Linked DNA regions of Homo sapiens: region 2 is linked to region 1. A link is an interaction called in ENCODE POLR2A ChIA-PET data of the cell type or tissue named here. Cell type or tissue: A673. All regions are shown on one strand. Links, peaks and the distances in the headings refer to the core of each region. The heading gives the core; the rest is flanking DNA. Region 1 has its middle 120 kb from the start of KCNE4. Region 2 overlaps LOC124907986 (a long non-coding RNA gene).

The links. Peaks named below come from ENCODE experiments on the same cell type or tissue, not always from the same donor. Only the 100,000 strongest peaks of a DNase experiment are listed, where the experiment ranks them.
Region 2: POLR2A ChIA-PET joins it to region 1 with 22 read pairs; 2 of 35 experiments call an interaction of 5 or more read pairs at or near these places.

What each region holds. Positions count from the first base shown.
Region 1 is chr2:223,167,586-223,175,928 of GRCh38, forward strand. No RefSeq gene overlaps it. Among named protein-coding and RNA genes, the nearest start is that of KCNE4, 120 kb to the left of the region's middle. In A673, for the core only: no CTCF peak of the experiment used is centred there; no DNase peak of the experiment used is centred there.
Region 2 is chr2:223,113,705-223,122,047 of GRCh38, forward strand. It overlaps LOC124907986 (a long non-coding RNA gene), which reads left to right. Exons shown (of 2, transcript XR_007088096.1): 2 at 8,034-8,317. Among named protein-coding and RNA genes, the nearest start is that of KCNE4, 66 kb to the left of the region's middle. In A673, for the core only: no CTCF peak of the experiment used is centred there; DNase peaks (open chromatin) are centred at 707, 4,027 and 4,747; H3K4me3 peaks cover 860 bases; H3K27ac peaks cover 6,436 bases.

The DNA of each region.
Region 1 (8,343 bases), core at 217-8,216:
AGTTAACACTATTGAATTATATACTAAAAAGTGGTTAAGATAGTAAATTTTACATTATATGCTTTTTACCACAACCTTTTTTTTTTTTTTTTTTTTTTGAGATGGTGTCTCACACTGTTGCTTAGGCTGGAGCACAGTGGTGTGATCTCTGCTCACTGCAATCTCCGCCTCCTGAGTTCAAGTGATTCTTCTGCCTCAGTCACCCAAGTAGCTGGGATTACAGGCGCCCACCATCACGCTTACCTAATTTTTTGTATTTTTAGTAGAGACAGGGTTTCACTATGTTGGCCAGGCTGGTCTCAAGCTCCTGACCTCATGATCCACCCGCCTCGGCCTCCCAAAGTGCTGGGATTACAGGCATGAGCCACTGCGCCCAGCCTACCAAAACTTTTTTAAAACTAAAAGATATTTTAAAAATAAAGCAAAGTAAAGTGAAACGAAACAAACCAAAAAAGCAACACTCAAGCACTCACATGGTCTTTGGGAGGCACCTCTTCCTGAGAACTCAGCATCACCAAGTCAGAAATCCCATTGGAGGGGTGGATACTAGACCTGGAAGACTACTCACTTACCTTTGTTTCTCGAGTTCCACCCTCTCATTTTGCTTTGCTTGTTTTATGGAAACACAGCCACACACATTGGTTTGAATCATCTATGGCTGCTTTCACACTACAATGGTGGAGTTGAGTAGCTATGATATGGTCTACAAAGCTGAGAATACTGACTATCTGGTCCTTTAATAAAAAGTTTGCTGAGAGATCTGGGCATAATTGTGTCCCCCTCCCTTCATTCATATGTTGAAGTCCTAATTCCTAATACCTCAGAATGTGATGGTGTTTTGGAAATAAAGTCTTTAAAAAGGTATTACTCCAGTCAGAATAGCTATTATTAAAAAGTCAAAAAATAACAGATGCTGGTGAGGTTGTGGAGAAAAAGGACCGCGTGTACACTACTGATGGGAGTGTAAATCAGTTCAACCATTGTGGAAGACAGTGTGGCGATTTCTCTAAGACCTAAAGACAGAAATACCATTGGACACAACAATCTCATTATTGGGCATATACCCAAAGAAATATAAATTATTCTACCAAAAATACACATGCATTGATATGTTCATTGCAGCACTATTCACAATAGCAAAGACATGGAATCAACCTAAATGCCCATCAATGGTAGACTGGATAAAGAAAATATGGTACATATATACATATATACCATGGAATATTATGCAGCCATAAAAAAGAAAGAGATCATGTCCTTTGCAGGAATATGAATAGAGCTGGAGGTGATTATCCTTAGCAAACCAATTCAGGAAAAGACAATCAAATACTGCATGTTTTCACTTATAAGTGGAAGCTAAATGATGAGAACACATGGACACAAAGAGAGGAACAATACACATTGGAACTTATCAGAGGGTGGAGGTTGGGAGGAAGGAGAGATTCAGGAAAAATAACTAACAGGAACTAGGCTTAATACCTAGGTGATGAAATGGAGGATCTGTACAACAAACCCCCATGACACAAGTTTACCTATATAACAAACCTGCATATGTAACCCTGAACTTAAAATAAAGGTTAAAAGAAAAGATATTTCAGCAAAATGAAGTCATTAGGATGGGTTGTGATCCAATAAGACTGGTGTTCTCATAAGAAGAGGAAATTTGGACACAAATATACAACAGGAAGACCATGTGAAGACACAAAGAGAAGACAGCCATCCACAAACCAAGGGGAGAGGCCTCAAAAGAAACCGATTTATTGCGGCACTATTCACAATAGCAAAGACTTGGAACCAACCCAAATGTCCATCAGTGATAGACTGGATTAAGAAAATGTGGCACATATACACCATGGAATACTATGCAGCCATAAAAAGGATGAGTTCATGTCCTTTGTAGGGACATGGATGAAGCTGGAAACCATCATTCTCAGCAAACTATCTCAAGGACAGAAAACCAAACACTGCATGTTCTCACTCATAGGTGGGAATTGAACAATGAGAACACTTGGACACAGGAAGGGGAACACCACACACTGGGGCCTGTTGTGGGGTGGGGGGAAGGGGGAGGGATAGCATTAGGAGATATACCAAATGTAAATGACAAGTTAATGGGTGCAGCACACCAAACTGGCACATGTATACATATGTAACAAACCTGCACAGTGTGCACATGTGTGCTAGAACTTAAATTATAATTTAAAAAAATTTAAAAAAAATAAAAATTAAAAAAAAGAAAAGAAGAAACCGATTGTGTCGACACCTTGATCTCAGACTTCCTGTCTCCAGCACTGAGACAGTAAATTTCTGTTGTTTAAGCCACCAAGTCTGTGGTACTTTCTTATGACAGTGCTAGCAAGTGAATACATCTACCCACAGAAAGTCCTTTGCTTTCTGGTCTTTGCCAATGCCAGCCTCGTGGTTAATGTCCGTTCACTCATTTTCAGATAGCATAACTCCTGTTTCCTGTTTGTTTTGTCTTATGAAGAGCCATGGTTATATCTGACCATATGAAAGTCAAACTGGGTAACAGCTGGCTGCATTGTGGCCATTTCACATGTTAAGAAGATTACACCTAAGTAGCTTAACACTTTTAAATGTGTCATGGAGCCTCATACTGTGCTGAATAGTGCCCCCCTAAAAAATATTATATGCTCAGGTCCTAATTCCTCAAACATGTGAATGTGATCTTATTTTTTTTTCAAAAAAAGAGTCTTTGCAGATGTGATTAAGTTAAGGATTATCTGGGCGGGCCCCAAATCCAGGGACAACTGCCTTGTAAGAGACACATAAAGGAGATACACAGAGGATGGGGCAAAGAGACCAGGGAGTCAGAGTTTGAGGGATATGGCCCTAGGCCAAGGAATGCCCAGAGACAGAAAAAGCTGGAAGAGACAAGAAATAGATTATCCTTAAGAGCCCTAGGGGAGAGTACAACCCTGCTAACACCTTCCTTGATCTTGGACTTTTGGCCGCCAGGACTGTGAGAGAATAGAGAATATACTTCTGTTATTTTTTAAAATTTATTATTATTATTATTATTTATTTTATTTTTGAGACAGGGCCTCACTCTGTCACCCAAGCTGGATTCAGTCGTGCCATCTCAGCTCACTGCAGCCTCAACCTCCCAAGCCCAAGTGATCCTCCCACCTCAGCCTCCCAAGTAGCTGGGATTACAGGCATGTACCACCATACCTGGCTAATTTTTGTATTTTTAGTAGAGACAGGGTTTTGCCATGTTGCCCAGGCTAGTCTCAAACTCCTGAGCTCAAGTGATCCACTTGCGTTGGCCTCCCAAATTGCTGGGATTACAGGCATGAGCTACCGTTCCCGGCTACATTTCCGTTGTTTAAAGCCATTTGTTATGGGAGCCCTCTGAAACTAATTTCAGCCCTAGTGATATCCAAGTTATGCCAAGTGTTGTCACACACAGTGCATGCTACATTTTTTATGATATGGGTTAAACAGGAAGACACTGTTATACTTGGAGACAAGCTTGCTCTTGAACTGGTCTTTCCTTTCTCTGAATTCTTATTGCATGTATGATAAGGCTTTACACAATCAGTATACATTGAGATTTCCAAAGGACTTTCAATGATCTACTGTCTCACTTGAGAGAGTACTACGCAATCTCCAGCAGATAGACAGGGGAGGTGTATTAGTCTGTTCTCATGCTACTATGAAGAAATCCCCAAAACTGGGTAATTTATAAAGGAGAGAGGCTTAACGGACTCACAGCCCTGCATTGCCAGGGAAGCCTCAGGAAACTTACAGTCATGGGGAGAGGTAAAGGAGAAACAGACACCTTCTCTACAGGGTGGCAGGATGGAGTGAGGGCAAGCAGGGAAAATGCCAGACACTTATAAAACCCTCAGATCTTGAGAAACTCACTCACTATCATGAGAACAGCTTGGGGGAAACAGCCCCCATGATTTAATTCTCCACTTGGTCCCTTAACACATGGAGATTATGGGGATTACAATTCGAGATGAGATTTTGGGTGGGGACACAGCTAAACCGTATCAGGAGGCATGATACTCCACTGATTCAAGAACTGAGGTTTAGGTTGATAACTTTCCCAAATGATTCAGACCCAGGCCTGCTGATCGCTAATGGGTGTCCTTTCAACAACCATGAAGGCATGCCTAAAGGCCAGCAATAACAAGACAGATGTGCCAAGGACCTCCAATGAAGCGGGGTCTGTACTACAGTCATATCTACTCATGGTTTCCTCGATCAATATCAATAAATGCGGTATTATATTTCCCATTCATTTGGATGGATATTTTCTTTGTGGGAAAGCAAACACAAATGAATTTATTATATATATATAATGTAAGATTTCAGAACCACAGGTCATTAAGCTGAATGTTTTGTTTTTGTGGGGCTAAGTGAACTGTTGTGAACGAGTACGGCTCATCTCCATGGTACTGACCTCAAAAGTTGAGAGAAGTAGTACCATTTCACCTTTAGTTTTACTTAATTGTTGCCATAAGCCTACTGGAGAAAATTTAGGTAACATTTTTAACTTCATTCTTCTTCTTATTTTTTTTAATTATACTTTAAGTTTTAGGGTACATGTGCACACCGTGCAGGTTTGTTAAATATGCATACATGTGCCATGTTGGTGTGCCGCACCCATTAACTCATCATTTAACATGAGGTATATCTCCTAATGCTATCCCTCCCCACTCCCCCCACCCCACAACAGGCCCCAGTGTGTGATGTTCCCCTTCCTGTGTCCATGTGTTCTCATTGTTCAATTCCCACCTATGAGTGAGAATATGCGGTGTTTGGTTTTTTTGTCCTTGCGATAGTTTGCTGAGAATGATGGTTTCCAGCTTCATCCATGTCCCTACAAAGGACATGAACTCATCCTTTTTTATGGCTGCACAGTATTCCATGGTGTATATGTACCACATTTTCTTAATCCAGTCTATCGTTGTTGGACATTTGGCTTGGTTCCAAGTCTTTGCTATTGGGAATAGTGCCACAATAAACATACATGTGCATCTTATTTGAAAATCAGAGCTAGGTATGGTGGCTTATGCCTAGAACTTTGAGAGGCTGATGTGGGAGGATTGCTTGAGCCCAGTAGTTCAAGGCTAACCTGGGCAACATGGTGAGACCCTGCCCCTACAAAAAATAATTAAATCAGCTGGGCATGCTGGTGCATACCTGTGGTCCCAGCTACTCAGGAGGCTAAGGTGGGATGATCTCTGGAGCCAGAGAGGTTGAGGCTGCAGTGAGCCATGATCACGCCATTACACTCTAGCCAGGGCAGCTGAGTGTGACCTTGTCTCAAAAAACAAAAACAAAAACAAAGACAAACCAGCCATAAACATTTTTAGTGTTTATCTTGTGTAAAACTTTTCTTATGTATTATTTATAACAACTCTACAATTTAAGTATTGATATTCCTATGAATGAAAGAAATTGAGACTTAGAGAGGTTAGAGTTATTCAGAGTCACAGAGCACCAAGTACTAAAGCCAGGATCTAAAGCCCAGGTCATTTGATTCCAGAGCCTGAGGTGTTAGATGTTGGTTACTTTTAATGTAATGGTAAAAACTGCAGTTACTTTTGCACCAGCCTAAAGGTATGCTCCCACAAGTGGCAGGGCACAACCTTCCTCAGACCTGTGTGGACTTGGCTCTCACCCCAGGAGGGGAACTCGGAGAAATGGTGTCTTTCTTTGGCCCAGCATGTGTCACAAAGCAAAGCAGACATATTTCAGCAGCTTTGGGCTGCTGAGCTGCTGGGTCCTTGACACAGCACTGATGAAGTGCTCTATTTTCCTATCTGATTTCACTGCTTTTCACAAAGCTATTATTTAGTGTGCAGCAACAAGGAAGCATAAACATCGCTCTGACTTTTTGCAAGTAAATATCAGCTACAATAAGCATTTGGTCTCCCTCAAGGCTTTCAAATCTACTGAAATGTCAGGTGCAATGAGATTCTGGGCAAAGGACAGAAGAGCAAATGGATTTTATAAAGGTTCCCCGAATGCTCAGAGCCTTAAATGAGCTGACCAACCCTGCTTTGGCTAGCAGCTCCCAGGATCATTTGCATGGTTCTAGCTGTATCTCCTCTGGTGGACAATGAGTGAGGATTTAACTTAGATGTCAATTCAGGTAGTTGCTTAAACTGCAGTCACAGATCACTGACCCATCTCCCCTTGACCATACCTGGAGCATCGTGTGGCACAGAAGACTGCTTGGGGTGTGCCCGATCTGAGGGAAGCAGCTGCCGAAAGGAGACTACTTGTTATCCAATGAATTTAACCTTTCTGCGGGCTTTCGTTAGAGGAAACTTTTACATCTGGGTTGCCAGAAGAAAAACTGTTTGGGTTTACATGGGCATTCAATACAAATATAGGTCCTTCTGGCCAAGGCACAACATTAGCAGGATGTACACTGGCACTAGTGAGAATGTTCTGAGCATTGCATTCATACCTTTCCACTCATCACAGCTCTGGATTTCCAAGTAAACTATTTACATGGAGTAGGGGGGTCTCCTCATATTTGCCTATCAGAATCTTCAGGCTTTGTACATGAATGTTTTACACCCTCTTTGCACATTATTAAAAGATGAATTTAGGCTGGGTGCAGTGGCTCACGCCTGTAATCCCAGCACTTTGGGAGGCCGAGGAGGGTGCATCACGAGGTCAGGAGATCAAGACCATCCTGGCCAACATGGTGAAACTCTGTCTCTGCTAAAAGTACAAAAACTAGCCAGGCGTGGTGGCATGCACCTGTAGTCCCAGCTACTCGGGAGGCTGAGGCAGGAGAATTGCTTGAACTTGACAGGCGAAGGTTGCAGTGAGCCGAGATCATGCCACTGCACTCCAGACTGGGGACAGAGTGAGACTGCGTCTCAAAAAAAAAAAAAAAAAAAAAAAAAGAAGATTTTTTTCTCATGTAACCAGGATCTCCTGGGTAACAATTTTAGATGGGCCAAAAGTTACTGGTAGCTTTTATGGGCCATTTGAGTGGAGTGGTTTATTTACTTCTTCAAATACTTTTTCTCATCATTTATATGTCTCTAGGCTTGGGAGCAACTATTTCCAAAATTACACAGCTATGCCAAAACACCAACAACAATAAAACATAACAACAATGACTTATAGCATAGACTTGGCATTGGGGCGGGCAAGCATCATAAGGATAGCTATAATTCAACATAATTATTTAAATGTCTTTCTGATTTTTTTATGCTAAAAGCATCATCAGCATTTGCTCCATATTAATATTGATCAAGTCTCTGAAACAAACATTTCTGTGAAGTATTTTTATTAGCTATTTTTGTACTTTAAAAATCTATGGAAACATAAAGAAACACCCTATAAGATTTCATATTTTTAAAGGTTTTTAATTAACTCACCATCTCTCACAAGTTAACTCTTCTTTAATAGGAGCTTAAAAGGACATGTTGGGAACTCATAAAACTCTAAAGCCAATTAATTATAGGAGGTCTGGATAATTTATGGTAGTTTTGAGAAATACTAAGTAGCAAAAAAAAATTGCTCTTAAATTCATGTCCCTCTTATCTGACCTCTGGAAAAATGTTAGTAAGATTTATTATTTTGTTCTTGGGTGGTTGATGTATTCTGCAGATAATTCAGATAGGGCATTTAGAATTCAGGAACTCTTTAGTTTTATGACACTGCCTATGCGGATATAAGAAAGTGATCCTCTGATGTGTGCAAAACTGGTACTAAATCCTTTAGACTCATGTAGCACAGGGGTTTCGAAGTCTGTCAAGCCCCAGTCTTGCAGTAACTTCAAGAGTGCATCATTTGCAGAGGATTTGATGCAATTGTTTCTATGTTAATCTTAACGTTTAGTTGGGTCACTTATTGGAATCATTCTTGATCTCTCTGCTTTCTGTAAACATCAGGCTGGAGCTATGTAGACTCCATTTGCCTGAGGGAGTTGATGAGACCCTGACAACTGATGTGATTACCCTGACTGGTGGTATATCCCCTCCTCTCCCCAGCTGCCCATCCTCATGGCCTTTCCCTGAGTTAGGCAGCAAAGACAGGGGACGTTGTCTTCAGAAGACCATAAAAAGTACAAATGCTATTTGGAAGCAAAGGGGAGATCTGGGGAATCTTCTTCTTTTTTTTTTTTTCCCCTCGTGAACCCTACTGACATGATTGGTTTGCTCAAGACTTGGAGAGGCACAAAGTCTGGCCCTAAGGAAATGTGATCCAGTGACTGGGGTTTGTTGGAGGGAAGGAAGAGGAGAGGCACACAGACACAAGCCTTTTGTGACCTCCTGAGCACCCATAAGCCTGGCTTTGAGAAAGGATGTTCTCTGCTTATATTTTCAGTTAGGGAGG
Region 2 (8,343 bases), core at 201-8,200, 54 kb before region 1:
AAAATGAATAGATAAACTATTTTTAAAAAGACTCTATTGTCTTAATTCTACTAAGCTCAATGAGAGTGTAGCATGTGGGTCAGTTATGTAGTAGAAGTAGTGATATTAGATAGAGGTACAAACGGTCTATTTCTCATTCCAGGAAAAGTATTGACTTCTACAGGTGAAGAATACTGAGCTTCTCTCTTTCTGCCCATAGAGTTTGTTCTATACTTTTGAGAGAGTGCAACATTTAGCGAGGTGTAATGGAACTTCAGGAGTTTCAGAAAGGAATACATGATTTGATCATGAGGAAGAAGGACTGGTTGTGATGATGGCCCTTCTCTGAAGGTAGAGCCTGTGGTGGACCTGGGACTTGAACCTGGGGAGTCTGGCTTCAGGCTCTGTTTGAACTCTCTACTTGTTACTGATAGGAGAGTCACCTTGGTTCCAGAGCTGCTTCATTTCATAGTTTTAGTCCTTTTCTGAGGTTCAGGTGTATCCTTGTCCTTATATAGAATGTAATATCCCCTTATAATAAATTCCTTGTGAAGTTTTATTAAACATTTATTAAAGCTGGTTTCTGTTTCTTGCGTACAGAAATAATTTAACTAAGACAGTTGTTGACTCATAAAAGAAAAAGCAGTGAAGGCTTCATGATTGTTATTTCAGACACGAAAAGTCAACACGACTCTCCAGCTGTATAGAATTCAACAGGAAATGGGTTTAAGTTTCAGGAAAGAGCATTTTATTAGACCATTGGAGTCCATAATAAGTCTCTAGCCTAATAAGCAAGAGAAAATTATAGATTAAGTTCTTAGGATCTTCAAAAACCAGAAAAATTACAAACAAGTGTAAAGTAGGAGACTGGAGCTGAAGATTCTTTGAGGTCTTTTACACATACATTTCTAAAAATGAAAGACTGCATAATTCCAACATACTGGAGAGTAGGGAGTGGAGGGGTGAGCTTGTAGAAGTTCTTTGGGGACTGGCCGGGCGCAGTGGCTCACGCCTGTAATCCCAGCACTTTGGGAGGCCGAGGCAGGCGGATCAAGAGGTCAGGAGATCAAGACCATCCTGGCCAACATGGTGAAACCCCGTCTCTACTAAAAATACAAAAATTAGCTGGGTGTGGTGGCATGCCCCTGTAATCCCAGCTACTTGGGAGGCTGAGGCAGGAGAATCGCTTGAACCTGGGAGGCGGAGATGATTGCAGTGAGCCGAGATTGCGCCACTGCACTCCAATCTGGCGACAGAGGGAGACTCCACCTTAAAAAAAAAAAAAAAAAAAAGAAGAAGAAGTTCTCTGGGGACTTGGTTGGAGCCGGACCTGTCCGATATGGTTTCCAATCCAAACTTCACCTTTAAGGAAGTCTTCTCATGTAGGGAAACTGAGGTAGAAGGAATCATGCCTGCTGTGGTTTAAGTTTCTTGAGGTCAGGCACTTCCTCTTTTCCCAGCACTGTAGGAAGCAGTCATTTAATTTTGAGAATGATGACAACTGCATAATTAGTAGGAGGATATTAAGATAATAAATTGTGTTTAACTTGAATATTTTAAAGAGTTTATTAGTGTTTTACATTTTGGATTGGGGGTCAGATGCTTCATAATAATCTTAAATCACTAAATGAAGGATTCATGACTCAGATATTCTTTGGAAATCTTTGATATCACATGGCAGCCTTCAGCAGCCTTACCAGAACATTGTATTCTTGACTGGCTAATGCATTTTAGAAGGAACTTCATTTCTTTTGAGGTACTACAAAGAGTCACTGGAATGTTATCAGGTCCTCATGATATGAATTATGTAAAAAGTAGCCGCATTGATCTTGTTCTATAATGAAAAACTTAATGTCTAAAACCTCTGAGGGAGATTACCAAAAATTCTTCACATTTAAGATAGCCATTGGGATGCAAAATGTAGTCACCAATGTTTGCTGTGCTCCAAGACACTGCTAGATTCTTCACACTTATTACCAGTGTTTAGAAAACCTGTAGGAACAAGAATAGGGCAGCTCAGATGCCAAAGATCATCAAGCATTGCAAGAGAGGTAGCCAGAGAGATTTCATTCGCATAAATTAAAAAAAAAGTCTCAGTAAGCCGCAACTGTGGTTCTCTTTGTTTTGGTTCATGCGAGCATCTTGAAGACCAAAACTTTCTGGAAGCATAGACCTTCCCCACATTTTGTGACAGAGTGATGACACATACTTGTCATTTGAGAGGCACCATGCTATAGTGAAAGAAGCCAGATTTGGAGTCACCGGCTATACACTCTGTAATTTACATCTTCTGTTACCTGACCTCCCTGAGCCTTCGTTTTCTCATCAATAAACTGAGGATCAAAAGGATCCTCCCAAAGTTGTTATGAGGCTCAGTGGACCTCCAGAAGGGATGGCACTGATTAGCACTGACTAAGATTCAGTGATTGAGAATCACCAAATGACAGTGATATCACTGATTGAGAATCAGCACAAGCCATAGTCACCACTATCCATGGTGGTCTGAGGGTGGGCTCTCCTATCTGGCCACCTGTGGTCAGATCCTGAGCTAGCCTCTCAGTGGTTGCACAACCTTTGGCAAGTTAGGCATTCTGAGCCTCAGTTGTCTAAATCAGTAAAATGCCAATCATACAGTAATGACAGCTGTTTAACGGGGTTGTTAAAGGAGTGCGTGAATAGTGGAAAGTGCTTGCAATAGTGGAAATATTATAGTAGAACAGTGGAAAGTTCATATTAGGCCTAATAAACATTAACTTCTGCTACCACTGGGTAGTATTCCAGATTATACAGCTAAAATGCTTCAAATCAGAGATTCCAATTTTGGGGCTTTTCTTATCTCTAATATCCTAAGCCCAACCACCTCTTTTCATTTCTTAAACCGAAAGCTGTGGAAATAGTCATTTTTCCTCATAGGCATTATATAAAATATCACAGATCCTGTAGGTAAACAGTTATGTATAGTTTTTCTTGGCTCACTGCTTAAAATGGAAAAACAGAGGAATCTGTTGCCTTTCCTCTTGTTAATTTCGTGTGCGTATGGAGCCCATAGCTTGAGAATAATTGTCTTGAGGACAAGGGCAAAATCTTTTATCTTTATTTTATGCACAACTTCTGCATGATCTCAGTGGTTAGTTGAATAATTGTTGGTAGACTTATTTTGGATTGAGTCAATTTTCTATTCCCAGTGCTATAATGAGGTATAATGAGGTGTATGAGGGAAATAGGTAGTATTTTCATCCATTTGGACTCACTTCTGTTAACCCCACTTATTTAATTACTCAGAAATATTCATTAATTTAACAAATATTGAGGCTGCTATGCACCAGGTGCTTTGATGAGTACTAGGGAGAGTAGCAAGTCAGACATAGACCCTGCCGTCATGGGGCTTGAATTCTAACTTCCTATTATATACACAATGAGGTTCATATGATATTAAGAATCATTTAAATCTACAATTGTAAGGCACACTTAAATTTTGAGTATGTTTTGAGTTTATCATACATCTTCCCCTTTGTACCTTGTTCACCTTTTTAGGTCTCCAAATCACTTCCCTAAAATATTCCAGCCAATTTTCTTTAGTGCATTTCTGACATTCAAATAAAATTGTGGCTTTTAATTAAAAGGCAAGGTATTCCATTGAAACTTTTTCTATTAAATTTTAGTGGAACACTACAATAGTAGGTAAACACCAGACAAATGAATCCTATTTAAACATGGATAATATTCATCTACTTCTTTCTTAGAGCTTCCTGTAAAAATCAGGAAGACTCTTCAAACTTTACTTTCACAGGCCTGTACACTGCTGGAGGAAGGAGGTCCAAAGGGAAAAATAATTTGCAGAAGGAAAAACACCATGGAGATGGAAAAAAAAAAAAAAAAAACAAGTATTAAAACACTTGAAACAAAGGAATGGGTCACAGCTTGAAGAAGAGCTCTGGTTGAAGACCGGAAAACACCAGGGGTTAGCATAGCGGAAAACACATATAAACATATTTTAGTTTTGAGAAATGGCTCATAGGAAATTTAATGTCTGTAAAAAGTCCCCTTTTATTTCACATAGGAAGGAGGGTTAAATAGCACATTTAAAAGCACATTTAAAAGCACTGGGAAATCCCGTCCCCAAGGGTCTCAGTTCACTTGAACTCAGCTACCAGTTGCAGAGAACCTGCTTTGTACCAGGCACTGTGCTCCAGATGGAGACACAGGAAGAAGGAGGAGATCCAGTTCCCAGTCTGGAGAGGCTTCCGGTCCATTATGGAAGAAGATGTCTAAGCAGGAAATTCCTCCACACTGTGATCTGATTTGTGATGCAGGGAGGACTTCGTTACCATGGGTGTGCTTTGAAGGAGGTGTGGAGCCTGGGGTGCAGGGAGGGGGTACATAGTGGAATTTCTGGAGCAGGTGATGTATCTCCAAAGGGTGGGTAGTGGTCTTACATCAATTAACATAGTACTTTCATTTTGAAAGACTTTTAAGAAACTGAATGCGGACATCCATGAGATGATGCATACGACTGAAACTTTCCAAGTTGAATATTAAAGGTAGTAATCACATCCTGCGTCTAATTCCCTTCTTGCCAAAGAGCAGAGGCAAAACCATTGAACAACTGCATACAGTAATTCACCTGCAAATATGTTGATACAGGTTCTGCCAACTGTATTCTCTGAATAGTGCATTCTCCCCAGATGACTTTCTGTTAATTGGCAACTATGGGAGTGTCCTCCTTAGAGGGTTTTGTTGCCAGAACTCTTTCCTGTTGCCAAATAGCCAAAACTATCCTTGTGAGGGGAACTACGCATCAAATTTCTTTATTTGGTGGCTTTTCTCAGGTTCAAAGAATTCCCACAAGGTTATTTCAGGATGGCTTGAAAATAGATGGTAATTTAATTAACCCTTTCTCGGATGGTATTAATCACTCCAGTCTTGTCAAGAAGCAGATGCTTGTATCATTCACAAAATGTGTTGCTGATAAGATGGATTGGTGGCTTTTCATTCTCAGGAAATCAAACAAGTCACATTTATGTCAAAGATGGCGTGCACCGGTGACCTTCCCTTGGTTGGGGCAGTTTCCCTTCAGGAAAATGCTTAAGTGGTATACAACAGTTCTGAGAAAAGAAAGTAAGCATCTCTTGATTCTCTGAAAGTGTATCTGTTCTGAGAAATACTTAAAGATGATTAAATTTCTTGATAAATCTCTTTCACAACATTTAACCAACTTAAGAATTTGGGGATTTTCTTGATAGTATTCTTATTATAGAAAATTTTCTATTCATGCTTCTCTATCCTTTTACTTTTGCCAAAAAAAAAAAAAGATCAAAATAAAGGAAAATACAAGAAAAAGAAGCTTCCCACATTGCAATAGATAGAGCATATTGGGCCACTTTTCACTCTGCCATTGAGGTTCGTGTTCACTTTGGATATACCTACGTTGGAGCAAAAATATGGCTTGGAAGGGCTTCAGCCCTGTTGGAATTTCTACCCATCCTACTCCAAATAAATATGCAATCTAAATAAAAACTGGGCACTTGCTATGCACACACAGCTTCAAAAGGGGCATCCCTCACTAACAGAATGCCCTCCTGCTGTGTGCCAGCCAACCCTTTAGATATTCTAGGGCACATTTGGGAGAAGCAGCTGTGGCCCATGTCTTTGGAGTATAGGGCAGGTGCAGTGACATGAACAACAGATAACTGTTCTCAGCCTGGAGTGGTGCTTAAATTTCATACTTTGCCAGGGTTCCCTTGAAAAGTTAATGAGATAGAGTTGTTTAAATCCTATTAAGCTGTCATGGATGTGTTTCTGGGTTCTTTTTCTCAGTTTTACTCATCACGAGGGACTTGGTGCAGGACCCAATTTTAGACATGTGAATCCAATTCATAATCCTGTTGTTCTCACTCAGCTCATGGTGGGTATGTGGAAACAAGCTCTTACTTCCCACACCTTTAAAATGGCAATGTTGAGCAGTTTGTTGGTATGGCCTGCACCTCCTTAGAGGAAATCTATCCACATCTTTTAGATGCCTTCCAATGGCTATTAGTAGGTAGAGTTACAGGTTAAAATCATTGCCATTTCTGTACATATGGCTGAACTTTCTTCCTATATACTCAAACATAACTTGGAATTACATCTTGATTGTGTGTAACAGGAAAGCTTTGGTTCCTACTGGGGTTATTGGAGATAAATTAATCTCTGCAGGAATAGTAGGAAGGGTACTGGAGCTTTGGGTAATGAGAAGAAGGGTTGAATCAGCTGAGAAAAAAAGCCACTGGGCTGGATTCTGGCTGGAAAGTGAATTGGACCCTTGGGGGTTTAGCAGAATCTATCCAGTTCTAGCCATGGGGGCCTCTGAAGCTGCACTGTGTGCCTGGCACTAGCAGACAGAGAGACGCCTTCAACTCCTGGCCTCAGACACTAGGACGAGGGTGGAAGCTTGGTGCTCTTCTCTTTTTCCCTTTGACTCTTACCCTTTGCCTTCACTTGGTGTCAAATTCAGGTCACTGTATGACCCTCCAGTGCCCTCTGATCCTGCTTCTCTCTCTTTGTTTCCCCAAATCTCCCCACCCCTCAGCCTCTGGTAACCACCATTTTACTCTTTGCTTCTGTGAGTTTGACATTTTCAGGTTCCATATATCAGTGAGATTATGCAGTAGTTGTCTTTCTGTGCCTGGCTTATTTAATTTCACACAATGTCCTTCAGGTTCATCCATGTTTTTGCAAATGCAGGATTCTTGTTTTTCTTTTTAAGGCTGAATAGTATTCCACTCTGAATATATATGACAATTTTCTTAATCTATTTATTTGTTGATGGGCCCTTAGTTTGATTTCATGTCTTGGCTATTGTGAAGAATGCTTCAGTGAACATGGGAGTGCAGATATCTCTTCAACATACTGATTTCCTTTCCTTTGGCTGTATAGCCAGAATTGGCTATTATATGTAATATAATGTAATAGCTGGATTACATGTTGGTTCCATTTTTTTTCGAGGAGCTTCTATACTATTTTTCATAATGGCTGTGCTAATTTACATTCCCATCAACACTGTGTAGGCTCCTGTTTCTCTACATCCTCTCCAAAGCTTGTTGTCTCTGTTTGCAGATGACATAATCTTATATGTAGAAAACCCTAAAGACTTTACAAAAATAATCTTAGAACTAATACATTCAGTAAAGTTGCAAGATTAAAAAATCAATGCAACAAGAACCAAGCTGCACCCCTAGAGTGTTGCATAGATGCCTGTGGCAATGAGATGCAGGGCCATCAGAGGGCTGTTAGGATCCAGGGCTTGCTCTACCTGGCACTTGGAAGTAAGACTGGTCCTCAGTTACTCCCAAAGTTGGACCAAATGAGTCCCTAGTCACTTGAATACTTAGATGGAGAGCATGTCTTAAGAAGGAACTATTAGATTTTCTGCTTATAGACCATGTCTTAAGTGATTAACCAAAGCTGCATGACTGTATTTGTCCCTTGTTTTTAGACTAGGTCAAACTTTTTAATTACCTTGACTGTACATTAAAATCACTTGGGGAAGATTTATAAAGTCTGGGTCCACTCCCAGAGATTCTGATTTTGTTGGTCAAGGCAGTGTGCCCTGGGCATATGGGTTTCTTGTTTTAAAAACTCCCTGCGTAATTTTAATGTGCTGGCAAGGCTGAGAACCATGGGACATAACATAGAGGCTGCATTAAATGTTTTAATACATGTAAAGTACTCAGAAGATTACTTGGCACATAGAAGATACACAACAAATGCTACTGTTTTTGTTGTTATTATTGGCACATGGCTGAACACCAGATCAAACATGGAATACATAAACAGAATATCTCAACACTCACACACTAATCATATCCTGACCAAAGACCAGGATTAGATCTCTAACTGCTGGGAACAGTTATCCACTTAAGAATTGTGTTTCTCTTTCTATTTGGGTAATTAGCACTGGAAAGGTGGGCCTTTGATGTTTGCCTTCCAAAAAGAGGTTTATTGGCACTGGCTTCTGAAATGAGAAAGTCAGACTTATGAAATTGAAATGCTTCTGTATTTGTTAACACCCCCAGGTCTTGGAAGAAGACTTCAGATGAATAATGGAGCCCTCAAGAATAGACAAAAATGGAAGGACGTTTGCCAATTATACTTCCTTGATGAGGATATTAGTGCAGGTTAATTTGCAATAAGTACATACCTATTATGTGTAGGTCTTCATGGGAGACCCAATGGATGACATACAAACTAAAAAACCTAAGCTTCTCTATTGAGTTTATAATATTGATCCATAACATATATAAAATGTGAGAGTCAAGTTTATTTCATATGCTTAAATAAAAATCATTGGACAGTTTAAGAGTTGTGTAAAGTTGATTCACTTCC